2 separate regions of the Homo sapiens genome follow, and region 1 is linked to region 2. Evidence: read pairs that join two places in POLR2A ChIA-PET (ENCODE). Cell type or tissue: PC-9. All regions are shown on one strand. Each heading gives the region's core, and the rest is flanking DNA. Links, peaks and the distances in the headings are about the cores only. Region 1 overlaps ZNF207 (zinc finger protein 207). Region 2 overlaps PSMD11 (proteasome 26S subunit, non-ATPase 11).

What was found. ChIA-PET counts read pairs that join two places held together with the same protein. Peaks named below come from ENCODE experiments on the same cell type or tissue, not always from the same donor. Only the 100,000 strongest peaks of a DNase experiment are listed, where the experiment ranks them.
Region 1: POLR2A ChIA-PET joins it to region 2 with 5 read pairs; 7 of 35 experiments call an interaction of 5 or more read pairs at or near these places.

The regions. Positions count from the first base shown.
Region 1 is chr17:32,356,475-32,364,805 of GRCh38, reverse strand. ZNF207 (zinc finger protein 207) reads right to left here. Exons shown (of 12, transcript NM_001098507.2): 3 at 6,165-6,303; 4 at 4,041-4,208; 5 at 3,839-3,914; 6 at 3,291-3,338; 7 at 1,822-1,892. Among named protein-coding and RNA genes, the nearest start is that of ZNF207, 10 kb to the right of the region's middle. RefSeq lists a silencer at 6,929-7,129. In PC-9, for the core only: no CTCF peak of the experiment used is centred there; no DNase peak of the experiment used is centred there; H3K27ac peaks cover 657 bases.
Region 2 is chr17:32,472,214-32,480,544 of GRCh38, reverse strand. It overlaps PSMD11 (proteasome 26S subunit, non-ATPase 11), which reads right to left. Exons shown (of 14, transcript NM_002815.4): 7 at 6,600-6,744; 8 at 5,721-5,781; 9 at 2,962-3,024; 10 at 1,169-1,294; 11 at 659-694; 12 at 348-399; 13 at 1-56. Among named protein-coding and RNA genes, the nearest start is that of CDK5R1, 11 kb to the left of the region's middle. In PC-9, for the core only: no CTCF peak of the experiment used is centred there; no DNase peak of the experiment used is centred there.

The DNA.
Region 1 (8,331 bases), core at 56-8,055, 120 kb after region 2:
ACCACAACATAATGTATATGGAACTGCCTGGCAATTATTCATAGTTTGTTGATGCTTTATTTTTCCTGTGTCCATTTACATCAACTATCATTTCAGTACTCTAAATATGCTATGGATTGCAAACACACCAACATAAAACGCAGGCTAGGGCCGGGCACAGTGGCTCACGACTATAATCCCAGCACTTTGGGAGGCCGAGGCAGATGGATCACGAGATCAGGAGTTCGAGACCAGCCTGACCAACATGGTGAAACCCCATCTCTATTAAAAATACAACAATTTGTCGGGTGGGGTGGCACACTCCTGTAATCCCAGCTACTCAGGAGGCTGAGGCAGGAGAAAATCGCTTGAACCCAGGAGGCGGATGTTGTGGTGAGCTGAAATCACACCACTGCTCTCCAGCCTGGGCAACAGAGCAAAACTCCATCTCAAAAAAAAAAAAAAGAAAAAAAAACAACTAATAGCCTCGTGTGGCACATCTTGCTGGCCAACCAAATCCCTTTCCTTGTGCTGTATTTCCTGCTTTATAGGCCAAATTCTATATACTTAATTTCCCAGGTTCCCTCACAGCATAATACGTAAGGAGCTAAAGAGCTTCTGGGAAAGTTATTTTGGTTCCAAATAGAAGAAAAAGGAGGCCAGGTGCTGAGGCTCACTCACACCTGTAATCCCAGCACTTTGGGAGGCTGCGGCTGCAGTGAGCTATGATCGTGCCACGGCACATCAGCACGAGTATCAGACCAACACCCTGTCTCAAAAAAAAAAAAGAAGAAAAGAAAATGGAGAGTGCACTACAACCGACACCCCTTCTTGTCTGAGCTGTCTTATAACCAAATGACATTTCTGAGGAAAAAAAGCTAAGGTGAGCAAAGTCAAAAAAAGCATGGGTTAATAAATATCATTGAGCCACTGAATCTACCACTTTTTTGTTGACTGAGACAATGAATGCCTACACCGTTTAATACAGTTTGTTGGGGCTGGGCACAGTGGCTCACGCCTGTAATCCCAGCACTTCGGGAGGCCAAGGCAGGCGGATAACCTGAGGTCAGGAGTTTGAGACCAGCTGGCCGACATGGCGAAACCCCATCTCTACTAAAAATACAAAAATGAGCCAGGCGTGGTAGTGGGCGCCTGTACTCCCAGCTACTCGGGAGGCTGAGGCAGGAGAATCACTTGAACCCCGGAAGCAGAGGTTGCAGTGAGCCGAGATCATGCTCCAGCCTGGGTGACAGAGCGAGATTCCATCTCAAAAAAAAAAAAAAAAAAAAAAAAAAAAGTTTGTTGGATTTCTCTATTACTTGTCTAAAACATTCCTAACAAATACAAGCGCTCTAAGTATGTGAGATTCAGCACATAGGCCGTGACTCACTTTGGCTGCTTTGAAACCTATCATCTATTTCAAACTTCAAGAAAGGGCCAGCCAGGCGTGGTGGCTCACACCTGTAATCCCAGCACTTTGGGAGGCCAAGGTGGGTGGATCACCTGAGGTCAGAAGTTCAAGACCAACCTGGTCAACATGGTAAAACCCCGTCTCTACTAAATACACAAAAATTAGCCAGGTGTGGTAGCAGGCGCCTGTAATCCCAGCTACTCAGGAGGCTGAGGCAGAAGAATCGCCTGAACCTGTGAGGCAGAGGTTGCAGTGAGCCGAGATATCTACCAAAATACATTTTTTAAAAAAGGGTCCATATAACACTTCTCACAGGAACTTGCAACTTTCAAAAATTTTTAAATTTCATTATACTAATGCCCACAGACGTCTAAAAAAACTTAGAAATAAAGCCTGTACATCATATTAAAATGAAATTATCTAACATATACCTGGTGGCATTCCAGGCATCAGAGGTGGTATTCCTGGTCCAGGTGGCATCATTCCACCCATTGGCATCATTCTATTAGAAAGCAAATTTCAAGAAACAGTAAGTTAATGAACAGCATAAACCATTAAAAAATATTCTGGCTAAAGCCTGAAACAACACTAGATAGAAGACTTGAATCTGACCTCTAATACTGAAATGAATCAAAGCTGAAAGAACACACAACACACTGTAACAATCCTATCAAAATAAATTGTCTAAAACCCAGCAAACTCTTTGGTTTACCAATAAAAAAAAAATGTTGACAAAACATTTAAAGTCATTTGAGAACAAATATACTCTCAATATGTACAAGAGGCCTCATCTAAAATATGTGTAATGGGAAAGCAAATTCACCACTTTTTCCACTTGGAAAATATCCACAGAGTATTAAAGAAAAAGAAGAAATCTCTATTTCAGAGTTGTGTTGGATTTTGAAAAGAAAAAGATTGAATGAATGTACCCTGTGAAATGAGATTTTTTATTTGGCTAGGTGCAGCAGCTCATGCCTATAATCCCAGAAGTTTTGAGAGGCCAAGGCTCAAGGACTGCTTGAACTCAGGAGTTCAAACCAGGCTGGGCAAAAAGTGAGACCATAACTTTTTAAAAAAGCAAAAATTTTAAACATTAGCTGGGTGCAGTAGTGTGCGCCTGTAGTCCCAGATACTCAGAGGGCTGAGGTGGGAGGATCACTTGAGCCCAGGAGGTCAAGGCTGCAGTAAGCTGTGACTGCGCCACTGCACTGTAGTCTGGGCGACAGAGTAAGAGACCCTGTGTCAAATACATACATATACACACACACACACACACACACACACTTTTTTTTTTTAGAGAAAGGAAATACTACCACCAAAATTAAAGACACTCAAAAGTAAAACCAGATGGCCTATTTACAATAACTACCTACCACTAAACCATGACTTAAAAACACAACCCACTTATTTTTTCCCCTAAAAGAGCTCACCTTCAAATATCAGTGTCCAATTCACTTAAAAAATGATAAATTGGTCAATTTTCTTTCAAATTTTTTAAATTTTTGTGGGTAAATTCAGTTCTTGATTTAAAATTTTTATCAGAAGATTAACTTCTATTAATAGATTAGAAAATTCCATTACATCCTATAATAATAAAGCATGTAATTTCATAGAATATAGTCTTTCTTAAATACTAACCCTTATTAACAGGTCCCATTACTTTCAATAGTTTGGAGAAAATCACTGCACATTTGAAGTATGTTTATATGGGTCTATTACCGTTTCCTAAAAGATGTTTTATTTTCCTTCTTTAAGAGACCTGTGTTAATTAGCTTGCAAGTTTTAGTGAGGAAGGTTAGAAAATTTCTGAAGTCAACTGAATAGATACCATTAAACACACACATAAAAAAATGACAGTATGATTATACCTCCTGAATTACATTATGAATGAGATGCTTACATGTTTTCACCGCAAAATGACTGGGTGTATTTTCTCTGATGATGCAATCTGTGAAAATGTATGACAAAATCAAAATCTAACTGTGATTTTCAAAATACAGTGGGAAAGTGTATTGTATACCTCTCACATCCAACAATATTTAAGTAAAAGTGATGGGCACAAGCACCTCATATTCATTTTAGTTTTGATGCTTTGACAAATAAATCATTTACAGAGTTTCTCTGCTTCTTGTCACAACTACAAAGTGTCACAGATAATTCTGAATCTCAGAAACGCAAATCTATAAATAACCAACTACTTTAATCACAGTAAATGCAATTGAAGTAGATGGTTGCTTACATATACCCTAAAACCCAAAAATCTATTACTCAGAGGCAAATTTATATTCCTTAAATTTACTGGTTGATCCCTTTATTAGACAAGATATATAGAGCCCATACCTTCTAGAAGCAAAAAATGGAAAGTAACATTTCATTCATATAACATCCAAATTGAAAAAGATCATTACTAGGCACAAGCCTACAGGGCAATTAAAAGAATTTTCTTACCCAGGTGGCATGCCTGGCATAACTGGTGGCATTCCTGGCATCAGAGGAGGAACACCTGGCATTAATGGAGGTATGCCTACAAGCAAGAATTTCAATCAAAATAATAACAAATATTAAAGAGTTAGAGGGAAGAAAGTAATACTTCGATACAATATCAATAATGTCCTAAAAATGTTAGATTTTAAGCAATCCTATGTGCTACCTGGAGGCATTCCTGGTGCTCCTGGTACTGGTGGCAGTCCTGGCTGTGCCATTGGAGGAATATAACCTTGCTGAGGTTGAACAGGCTGTGGCTGAAATGAAGTTGAGGCTGCAGAGTCGTCATCATCATATTCATCAGAATCATCTTGTTGCTTCTTTTTTTGACTTTCTGTTAAAAAAAAAAAATTATTTCCATAGAGTAAAAACTAAGAAAGTTTATTTACAACATTCAATATTTAAAAATACATATATGGGTAAAATTACTTCATGAGATTTTTCTTCCCCAAAAATTCAATTAATACTGCTCTATGTTCTTCAAATGTGTTTTCGCCCTATATTAAACAAGATTAACGTTCTTTCCCTGTCCTATGAAAGGTAAAATGATTATCCTAAATCAGTATTTTTTCTTTTAAATTTTTAGTAAAGTCTTGCTCTGCGATGCAGGCTGTACAGCAGTGGCACGACTGCAGCTCACTGCACTCTCAAACTCCTGGGCTGAAGCGATCCTCCCGCCACAGTCTCCCAAGTAGCTGGGACTGCAGACACATGCCACCACACTGGGCTTTTTTTTTTTTTTTTTGGGGGGGGGGTAAAGGTGAGGTCTTGAACTTTTGGCCTCAAGTGATCCTACGGCCTCAGCTACCTAAAGCACTGAAATTATAGGAGTCCTTCATTTTCATATGCCTTAACACTTGCTAATTCTATTTGGAATTCAATTATGAATAATAATATAAGAAAATGGAATGATCCAAATGGTACTGCATATATACAAATCAAGTATGTCTTCAAAAACAGAGCTCAAATTTTAAATTCCAAATAAATCTATCATCTACCATTCAATTTTATCTATCTATCAAGTGATCAATCAATCGATTTATCTAAATAGGATCTCACTCTGTTGCCCAGACTGGAGAATTCACAGCTCACTGAAGCCTCAACCCCTTGGGCTCAAGAGATCCTCCCACCTCAGCTTAGACTATAGGCATGTGCCACCACACCCGGCTAATTTTTGTATTTTTTTTTTGTAAAGACAGGGTGTCATTCTCTATTGCCTAGGTTGGTCTCCCAATTTCTGGGCTCAAGCAATTTTCCTGCACTGCCTGCCCATAGTGCTGGGATTACAGGTGTGAGCCACTCCAACTACCCTACCATTAAATTTATAATTGAAAATACTAACTCTGGGCTTAAGTGAGGCTGAAAAAAGAATATTATCACAAGGGGAGAGAGATGGTGGCTCACACCTGTAATCCCAGCACTTAGGGAGGCCTCAGCAGGTAGATTGCTTGAGGTCAGGAGTTTGAGACCAGCCTGACCAACATGGTGAAACCCCGTTTCTACTAAAAAATATAAAAACTAGGCCAGGTGTGGTGACTCACATCTGTAATCCCAGCACTTTGGGAGGCCGAGGCGGGCAGATCACGAGGTCAGGAGTTCAAGACCAGCCTGACCAACATGGTGAAACCCTGTCTCTACTAAAAACACAAAAATTAGCCAGGTGTGGTGGCACACACCTCTAATCCCAGCTACTCCGAAGGCTGAGGCAGGAGAATTGCTTGAACCTGGGAAGCGGAGGTTGTGGTAAGCCGAGATCGCACCTCTGCACTCCAGCCTGGGCAACAGAGTGAGACTCCATCTCAAAACAAAAACAAAAACAAACAAAAATCAGCTGGGTGTGGTGGCTTGCGCCTGTAATCCCAGCACTTTGCGAGGCAAAAGTGGGCAAATCACCACTTAGGGTCTGGAGTTCGAGACCAGCCTGACCAACATGGTAAAACCCCGTATCTACTAAAAACACAAAAACTAGCCGGGCGTGGTAGTGCATGCCTGTAGTGCCAGCTACTCAGGAGGCCAAGTCAAGAGAATGGCTTGAACCTGGGAAGCAGAGGTTGCAGTGCAATGAGCCGAGATCATGCTACTGCACTCCAGCCTGGCAACAGAGCAAGACTCCACCTCAAAAAAGAAAAAAACAAACAAACAATCACTTAAACCCCGGAGGCAGAAGATGCAGAGAGCCCAGATCACACCACTGTACTCCAGCCTCGGCTGGACAGAGTAAGCCTCTGTCTCAAAAAAAAAAAAATTAAAAAAAATAAATAAATAAAATAAAACTTATCCCAATATTTACCTTGTGTTTTCTGTTCAAGAAGTCGTCGTCTTTCATCCATGTCTTTTTCTGGAATACCTTCCATACCATATATTTCCAACTCTATGTCTGTTCTTCCAGGTATTGCATTTGGTACGGCATCTATTGTTTCTTTATGTACCTAACAACAACAATTTCCATTAGATAAAAGTCTTTTTTAAGAATAATTCCAAGTTAATCAAAGACTGCTTAGTATAAAGAATAAATGTTCTATAGTGAGGCCATGTAGAGCCAATTCCCAGTTTTGCCATTCACTAGCTCTGTGACATTAAGCATGTCAGTGAACTTCTAAGCCTCAGTTTACTTCACCTATATAATAGCTAACTTCTAGAGTTGTTTTTAGGATTAAATACTGTATATAAAAAACACTTGGCGAGATGTCTAACATACAGTAAGCATTCAATAAACATTCTTTCAAGTTTACCATATAATCTTGATTACTTCAATTATTAGCAGTAACTAGTAGTCCTATCCAAATCAGGGATGTTTCAAGTGTGAATTAAGTAAAGATTATGAAACAGCCTCATATTAAGAATTAGAATATAGCCAGGCGAGGTGGCTCACATCTGTAATCCCAGCACTTGGGAGGCCAAGACGGGTGGATCACCTGAGGTCAGGAGTTTGAGACCAGCCTGGCCAACGTGGCAAAACCCTGTCCCGACTAAAAATACAAAAAATTAGTCGGGTGTGGTGGGGTCTGCCTGTAATCCCAGCTACTGGGGAGGCTGAGGAGGCAGAATCACTTGAAGTGAGCAGAGGTCACACCACTGCAATCCAGCCTGCGTGAGAGGGAGAGTCCCTCAAAAAAAACAAAAAAAAAATTAGCAGGGCGTGGTGGTGCACACCCATAATCCCAGTCACTCGACAGGCTGAGGCATGAGAATCACTTGAACCTGGGAGGCAGAGGTTGCAGTGAGCACTCCAGCCTGGGCAGATACTGAGAGACTGTCTCCAAAAAAAATAAATAAAAAATAAAAAGTCAGGTGGGGCGGCTCACGCCTGTAATCCCAGCACTTTGGGAGGCCGAGGCGGGCGGATCACGAGGTCAAGAGTTCGAGACCAGCCTGACCAACATGGTGAAACCCCATCTCTACTAAAAATACAAAAATTAGCCGGGCATGGTGGCACGTGCCTGTAATCCCAGCTACTCAGGAGGCTGAGGCAGAAGAATCGCTTGAACACGGGAGGCAGAGGTTACAGTGAGCCGAGACCGTGCCACGGCACTCTAGCCTGGGCAAGAGAGCGAGATTCTGTCTCAAAAAAAAAAAAAAATAATAATAATAATAATAATAATAATAATAATAATAATAATTAGAATAGCAAATTTTCTAAGTATAGATCTTGAGACAAGCCTCTGGTTACAAACTAGAAAAGTTACATTTGCAATCAGTATCACTTGTAACTAATGAGTTACGTGAGGCATTTTACTTTTTTTTTTTTTTAAGACAGGGTCTCACTCTGCCACCCAAGCAGGAGTACAGTGCCATTATCTCAGTTCACTGCAACCTCCGCCTCCCAAGCTCAAGCCACCCTCCCACCTCAGCCTCCCAAGTAACTGGGACTACAGGTGCGTGCCGCCATGCCTGGCTAATTTTTGTATTTTCTGTGGCGAGGTAGTTTTGTTATGTTCCCCAGGCTGCTCTCAAACTCCTGAACTCAAGGGATCCACCCACCTCAGTGTCCTAAAGTGCTGGGTTACAGAGGTGAGCCACCATGCCCAGCCCTGAGGCACTTTAACATGTTTATTGCAACACACTGAAAATCTGGGATTTTTTTTCATTATATTGTTTTGCTACATAAGCGCTTCTAATCTTCAGATCTGGGTAACTTTTGCCAATAATGTAATATCCCTGCCAGTCTTGGTTTCTTCAGCAAGCCATTTTGCTGAAGTAGATGTCAAAGTATTTTGCCTAGACTATCAAGCCTTTCTGGAAATGCTAATGCATGCTCAAGTTTGAGAAGCACTCATTTAGGCTAATGACTTAGATATATTTGCCCAAATAATACTCATTTTTTCTTTCCTCCTAAGACATTTTCATGTACGAACAGAAAAGTAACTACAAAAAGCTAAGTATTTTCTTCTTAGCAATGTATCTCACTTAAAGATTTGAAACTGGGGCATGCAAATCAAACTCAGAAATTATCTTAA
Region 2 (8,331 bases), core at 274-8,273:
ATCTACTGGGGGTTCATCGAAAATAATCAGGACACCCTCCCCCTGGTCCAAAATCCCTGCAAGAAACACAAGGGCAACCCAGGTAAAAGATGAGGTTAGACACAAAAGTGTTTGTGAAGCAGCCCACTCCCTAGTTGACTCACTGTGTCCAGAAAAGAAGGGAAATAGAATTCATCTCCCTATTCCATGTACACATGCTTATTACACATTCTCATCACAGGGAAGAGGGGCCAGGACCCCAGGGTGAACCATCGGGGGAAACAAATAGAACATCTTCTTTGAAAATAAACTTCTTCAACCATCTCATCACCACCACCAGCCCCCTTGCCTGTGTGACTGTTACTTACCATGAAATTTCTTGTCAAGAATCATCTGTGATAATTTCCTTTCCACGTCGGCCTAAAATCAAAGCACATGATTAAAGGGACCAGTATCCACTAGTCAGAGATCACCCTGACACAGTAGCTTTGTTGGAGGGGTCTTAGGCCAAATGGACTGAAAACAAAATAGCAACAATGCAACTCCTACTCTAGTCCACACTGCCCATTCCCCACTGAGAAGCTGGGGAGCTTTCCAATGAGGCCAATCAGGTGCATGTGCCACCCCTCCTCGCCACCCCGTCCCATTCCTCCCTGCAGATGGCCTTAAGACTCCTTACCTTGGAGAGTTTGATGAGACTAGATATGTGTTCAATCTAAAAGGAAAGGCAGAGAGACACCAACACTGAAAGTTTTACTTTTGCCTCCAATAAGAGAAGGGAGGGAACAGGGGGAGAACTGCTGTATTTCTCAAAATTCTAATGTAAGACCCTCCTTGGCCGTGCTTAAGTCTCTTGTTCTCTGCCCATCTGCCTGCCCTTCACTGCTACACACAATAAACAGACTCTTATCCCACACACCCAATACAGAAAACAGGTACAACACATGCAGTGACTAAAAGCGAGGAGGAAACTGCTCAGAACACATGCAGGGGCAACCCACATGCCTCTACCCACAGCATCTCTCTCCTCGATTTTTGTTCATTTTATCAACAGAGGCCCAAGCTCTTGGTGGCCTCTTGCCCACCAGGCACACCCCTAGAAGTGAGTTCCCATTCTGGACAGGTGTGGAAGGGAGGTGGCTACAGTGAGAATGCCTGGCCAGAAATGGAGTCCCCAGAGGGTTCTCACCTGTACTCTGGAAAAAGGCTCAATGACTCGGATCAGATTCTGTTCTAGTAAGTTATCATACAACTTGGCCAAGTGTGTGCTGATGATTGGGTCATCCCGGAGCTCTGCCCGGTAATCTGTCAGAGCCTGCCAAAGGAACCAGTTGCAGAGATTGGCACAGAGAATCACTTTAAAGTCATGCTACTCCTGCTTCCTAGATAGTCTGCTGGCCCTTATAAAACTACATGGTTGAATGAAGTTAGGGGAGATCTGGGGAGATGCATGATACAAAGCAGAAAAGGAATGTCAAGAACTGAAAGGGAAGTTTGGCTTGGTGGCACGCACCTGGAGTCCCAGTCACTCGGGAGGCTCATGTGGGAGGACTGCTGGAGCCCAAGAGTTCAAGTCCAGCTTGGGCAACACAGAGAGCCTCCATCTCTAAAAATAAATTTTTAAAAATGCTATTTTATGGTAGTCTCTAAGAGAAAAAAAAAATACAAAATAGAACAAAAAGGTGGAGTCACCCTAGGGACCATCTTTCTGTCTGCAGGCTTCAGGTGAACAGCTCAAACCATGTAAGCCCCAAGAGCAACTCAGCTCATGAACCAAATTAGCTACACAAGCATTTCTCAGCATGTATTCTACAGAATAAATAGGGTCTCCATGGGGGGGAAAAAAAGAACATTGAGGTTAAAGAATAGGAAATGCTGAATTCCACAACTAGCTCTTGGGAGTTTTATGAGGACCATCAGCATAACATGGCTCTGCAATGATTAAGCAAAATTAGGTGTTTTAATTATTATTAGCCCTAGTATTTTGTTTAGCCCTAGTATTTCCCAAATATCTAATCACAGAATCCTTCTTCCAAGGAACTATTTGGAATAAAAGTGTCCCATCAAACATCTCAGACATTGGGATAAAATGATCTAGACCAAGTATTCATGTGTGTGATTTACTGGACCATCAGTAATGGTCTCAACATCCCAGCCTCATGTCAGCTGTGCTACAAGGTGTTAAGGGAAGCAGGCGAATCATGCCAAGTAAGACGCAATAGGAATTGGCAAGAGCCCTCCAGGAAGATGGTGAATCTCAGGGACAGTCAAAGCCACATGGTCTAGTCTCCATCCACACTAAGTTTTTCTCTCTGGATCTAGGTTTTGTTTTTATTAAGTTGATCATTATACTCAGACTAAAAGGAGAGAGGTTCAGGAAAGACTATATAATTCTCACCCTAATGCCCAGACAGGCTTTTCTCCCTTTTCAAAACTCCCAAACAATGAGCAAAATGCACCAGGGTTAAAGAAAGCCTAGATCATCACCCTGAGGACGTTTCTTTGGGTCCAAGTACGCACATCAAGACTTCCCTTCTGTCCACAGAGGAGCAGACCTGGCATTTCTGGAGCTGAAGGAATGCCTACAACTGTGTCATGTGGAACAAGCACTAGGCCTAGAGTCAAACTCTGACCCTATGCTGTGTGACTTTGAGTGTCCTCCTGAATCCCAGTTCCCTTAACCATAAAATGCAGATAATAAATAGGTGTGTTGTGAAAAATCAAAGTGAAAAAAGGACAGAAAGAACTTTTGAAATAGAAAGGTATTATGTATAAATAATATATATTTTATATCAACTCAGTAAGTTTCATTGTACAAAGTGCTTAACTATTTCCTGGTTTTAATACTGTCCTAGGTGAAGGATACATGGAATCATTTGCAACTTCTTTTGAAACTATAATTATTTTTAAAAGTGTGTTTTGAAGTACTTAAACGTCCCTCTCTTCCACTCACATTCCATACCAACCCAATATCATACTCACCTTTTCAAAATCTGCCAGTGATCTGTTCTTGCTAGCCTGAGCCACGCATTTTAATGCTTCTGTCTGAGAATAAAGAGACAAACCATGAAAGCGATTTATTCTGCACACTAACATTTACCCAAGTCTCATAAGCAGTATGCTGTGTCCACACAACTTCTGCCAAAAGGAAGAACCCGCCCCACCATCGTTCTTCTTCAGACGCCCGGGAAGAAGAGCCGCAAGTACTGAATACCACTATATGCCAACCTGTTTCCCTTTGAAACCTGAAATGACTTAATAATACTAGGAAACAGAAATTTTCCAAACAGACCGACCCTAATATAGCATTCTCTAGAGATGACAAGCTAAAAGGAAAAATGACAAGAGAACTGTGATTTCTTCTCCCTTCCTCCAAGGCTTGTTATCGCCACATCCACCCAAACTCCTTCTTGCCCTTAGACCCTATTATATCTGTGCTTTATCAAGATTCATTCTGCTAGGTTTGGAACAAGGCACTGAACAAGGTCTACCTCATTAACACTGAGGCATCAAGGCCAGGCACAGTGGCTCACACCTGTAATCCCACCACTTTGGGAGGCCGAGGTGGGCAGATCACTTGAGGTTCAGGAGTTCGAGACCAGCCTGGCCAACATGGTGAAACTCCCTTCTCTACTTAGCCGGGCATAGTGGTGGACGCCTGTAATCCCAGCTACTTGGGAGGCTGAGGCAGGAGAATTGCTAGAACCCAGGAGGCAGAGGTTGCAGTGAGCCAAGATCATGCCACTGCACTGCAGCTGGGTGATAGAAAAAGAATCCGTCTCAAAAAAAGGTTGCGGCATTAACATATTACACCAAATGTTAAGACCCCACAGAGTGATGAAGGTATAATCAATAGTTGAGAACAACTTCTAACATGGTTAAAAAAGGCACCTGACCAAGCTATTAAGTCTCCACTCAGCAAAAAATCTGCAACACTCATCTTTCTGGGAGATTAGCCTATCTCCTGCTTAAAAGCTAACATCAAAGGCGCAAGGGACTAAGAGAAGCTGCTCTTTTATCAGCCTACATGCTTATATAAGAACAGTGTGTCTTATACAGTAGACTACATGGTGCAAGGCTAATCATTAGTGTGTTTGTCTCCAGCATTTGTCCTATAGACAGAAAAAAGTGTCAAAATGAGAAAAGCCTGGAACTTAGAGCCAATGACCCTAATTCAAAGTCTAGCTCCACCATTGATTAGCTACCTGACCTTGCCCTGAACACTTGGATGTCCCTGAGCCTGTCTCCTCAACTCTAGTTATAGTGAGAGTAGTGCATCTTTCTTATTTATTATTTTTTAAGACAGAGTCTCACTCTGTCGCCCAGGTTAGAGTACAGTGGTGCTATCTTGGCTTACTGCAACTTCCACTCCCCGTTTGAAGTGATTCTCCTGCCTCAGCCTCCTGAGTAGCTGGGATTACAGCCACCAATGCACTACCATGCCCGGCTAATTTTTGTATTTTTAATAGAGCTGGGATTTTGCCACATTGGCCAGGCTGCTCTCAAACTGCTGACCTCAAGTGATCCGCCCACCTCAGCCGCCCAAAGTGCTGGGATTACAGGCATGAGCCACCACGTCCAGCCCCTAATTGGCTTTTTATCAGCAAAAGTTTCAGGTCAGCTCCTGGTTTTGACCTCAAGAGTACCGGTTATTACTATACTGGAAGATGCGTGGCTGGATGCAGTGGCTCACACCTACAATCCCAGCACTTTTGGAGGTTGAGGTGGGCGGATCACTTGAGGTTAGGAGTTTGGGACAGCCTGGCCAAGATGGCAAAACCCTGTCTCTACTACAAAAAATTAGCCGGGCATAGTGGCGGATGCCTGTAATCCCAGCTACTCGGGAGGCTGAGACAGGAGAATCACTTCAAACTGGGAGGAGGAGGATGCAGTGAGCCGAGATACGCCACTGCACTCCAGCCTGAATGAAAGAATGAGACTCCAACTCAAAAAAAAAAAAAAAGCCAATTAGGGCCACTTGTAGAGAGGGAAGAAATCATCTATGTGGCCACTCCTCCAGAGATACAGTGAGATTATATAGACAGCCAATCAGTCTGTGTTTAGAGACCACTGCAGTTGAAATCCAGAAAGATTACACTTACTTTACTAGTGATAATCAAGCAAAATACAAAGAGGAGACAGTCTAGACGTCATCTTTGCGTAGGTCCTAACTGTCTGCTCTCAGAAGTCACACTCATACCTACTTGGGCATTAAGGTAACAAAAAAAAAAAAAGGGCCTCTTTTTGCACCACACCCAAAATTCAAAGCACGAGTAGAAAGGTACTGATCTGAGAAGCACAGAAGTAAATCTCAAAACCTAGTTTCTGCACCAAGCAATCAGACCTCTCTAAAGCACATATGCACCAGACCTTACCAGGCTCCTAACCTGGAGAATCTAAGATTTCATACCCTGCCTATGTTAAATTCACAACTCAGACTCGTGGTAGATAAATCTTCTGGTCAAAGCCAAATGCAAACTAACTCACTGCAAATGCTACAGTTCAGTTCCCTAAGTCCCTCAAACAACGTGATGTCCATAAGAGCACCAAACGCTGACTTTCCAGGCCAAGAATTTAACAGTCTGGGAAACACACTGAATGGGCTTAAGGGAAGGAAGTGAGTGGGGCAGAAGGAAGAGAGTAGTATGAAGATCTGAAGAGTGCTGGTCTCATCAAACGTTGTGACTCTGAAAACATGCTGGTCTCAGAGTGAGCAGAACTGCAGTCAAGGGAGTCCCTACCTGCCTCCCTGCATACCGAAGTGCAAGCTTCCCGCTCACCAAAGCCTGGACATCTTCTGGGCTAGAAAAAAAGACATACTTGGTCAATTGCTGCAGATGTTATGCTTCTAAAGGAAGGTTTGGGCAAATTTCTTTTTAACAGAATTCCATTGTAATAAAGACTCTGCCCACACAGACAATCAGCCCAACCCCTAAACCCATATGCCCATCACATTGCAAAAGCTAGGTTTTCTCCACTCTGGGTCACAGCTCAGCCTGAAGAGTAGAAAAACTCCAATGTTAGAAAGCTGAACTGAACCTACCAAAAGCAATAGACACAACAAGCAGAACTATAAGTTTAAGTCAAATCCCAGTGTAACAGGTATTATTAAAACATAGCCCTTATGTAATCCAAAGATCCAGAGAGAGTTCTTAGTCAATATTTCATTTATTCCCAAAAGAATTGAATAATTCTGTAGACTTCTTTATAAGTAGGTCTGTCATACTTTTGTTGTCCACTTTTTCAAACCTCTCCTTAACCCTTCCTTCCTCATTCTGGGTGGCTCAGTTGGCTGTTACTGGCTGATCTGTAAGCTATTTCCTGACCCTCTGTCCTGTGCTCTGCACCTATGAGGACAGAATATTTAAAGGATGAGGAGAATTCTCCAAGAGGAGCTGGGAAGGGGATTTCTAAAATGTCTGCCTGATTCTGAAAGACTAGCAAGCGAAAGTTTTCTGGACCACTTTTGATCCTCCCGCTCTACCTTAGCCAGCCCTAGAGGCCGCAGCTGCTGCTGTTTCTGTAACTGGCCAAACTCCCTGCTCAGGCCATCTCTGCCATGGCAAACAGACTTGCTGAAGGATCTGAGTTCTTGTAGTCCAGAGTTAAGGTGCACCTACGTGTTGAGCATGATTTTGCACAGCAACATGTACTTCAGAGATGTGATGGCCTTGGGGCTGTCGATGGAGTCATAACCCTCAAATGCCTCATAGAAGTATGAGTACGCAGTTTTCCAGTCCTTCTCTTCTGCTGCATGGATAATACCTGGGCATTGAAAAGAAAGGAATAAGAACATATAAAATAATAGAGCCATAAAAGATCAGAGCTGGGAGGCAGCTTAGACATCTACCTAAATGGGCACGGTGGCTCACACCTGTAAATCCACACTTTGGGAGGCTGAGATGGGAGGATCATGTGAGCCCAGGAGTTCGAGACAAGCCTGAGTAACATAGTAAGACCCCATCTCTTGAAAAAAAAAAAAATGCTGGGCACGGTTTCAGCTCACGCCTATAATCCCAGCACTTTGGGAGGCTGAGGCAGGCGGATCACCTGAGGTCAGGAGCTCAAGATCAGACTGACCAACATGGACAAATCCCATCTCTACTAAAATTACAAAAAAAATTAGCTGGGTGTGGTAGCGCATGCCTGTAATCCCTGCTACTCGGGAGGCTGAGGAAGGAGAATCACTTCAACCCAGGAAGCGGAGGTTGCGGTGAGCCGAGATTGCGCCACTGCACTCCAGCCTGGGCAACAAGGGCAAACTTCCGTCTCAAAAAAAAAAAGCCAGGTGCAGGGGTTCACTCCTGTAATCTCGGCACTTTTGAGAGGCTGAGGCAGGAGGATAGCTTGAGCCCAAGAGTTTGAGCCTAAGTAACAGAGTTAGATGTTGTCTCTTTATTTTTTTTTTTGAGCCGAGTCTCACTCTGTCACTGAGGCTGGAGTGCAATGGCGCAATCTCAGCTCACGGCAACCTCCGCCTCGTGGGTTCAAGCAATTCTCCTGCCTCAGCCTCCCAAGTAGCTGGGATTACAGGCACCCACTACCACGCCCGGCTAATTTTTTGTATTTTTAGTAGAGACTGGTTTCACCGTATGTTCGCCAGGCTAGTCTTGAACTCCTGACCTCAAGTGATCCACCCGCCTCGGCTTCCCAAAGTGCTGGGATTACAGGTGTGAGCCACCACACCCAGCCGACCTTGTCTCTTAAAAAAAAAAAAAAAAAAGAAAAAGGCCGGGCATGGTGGCTCATGCCTGTAATCCCAGCACTTTGGGAGGCAGAAGCAGGAGGGTCATCTGAGGTCAGGATTTCAAGACCAGCCTGGCCAACATGGTAAAAACCTGTCTCTACTAAAAATACTAAACCAGCCAGGCATGGTGGCGGGCACCTGTAATCCCAGCTACTTGGGAGGCTGAGGCAGGAGAATCTCTTGAACCCAGGAGGTGGAGGTTGCAGTGAGCTGAGATCACGCCACAGCACTCCAACTTGGGCGACAGAGTGAGACTCCGTCTTAAAAAAAAAAAAAAGAGGTCAGGCACAGTGGCTCACGTCTGTAAACTCTAACGTCTATAATCCCAGCACTTTGGGAGGCCAAGGCAGCCAGATCACTTGAGGGTCAGGAGATCGAGATCAGCTTGGCCAACAAGGCAAAACGCCATCTCTACTAAAAATACAAAAATTAGCCGGCCTTGGTGGTACATGCCTGTAATCCCAGCTACTCAGGTGGCTGAGGCAGGAGAATCACTTGAATCCAGGAGGTAGAGGTTGCAGTGAGCCGAGGTCACGTCACTGCACTCCAGCCTGGGCAACAGAGCAAGACACTGTCTCAAAAAAAAAAAAAAACTCTACGTCAAC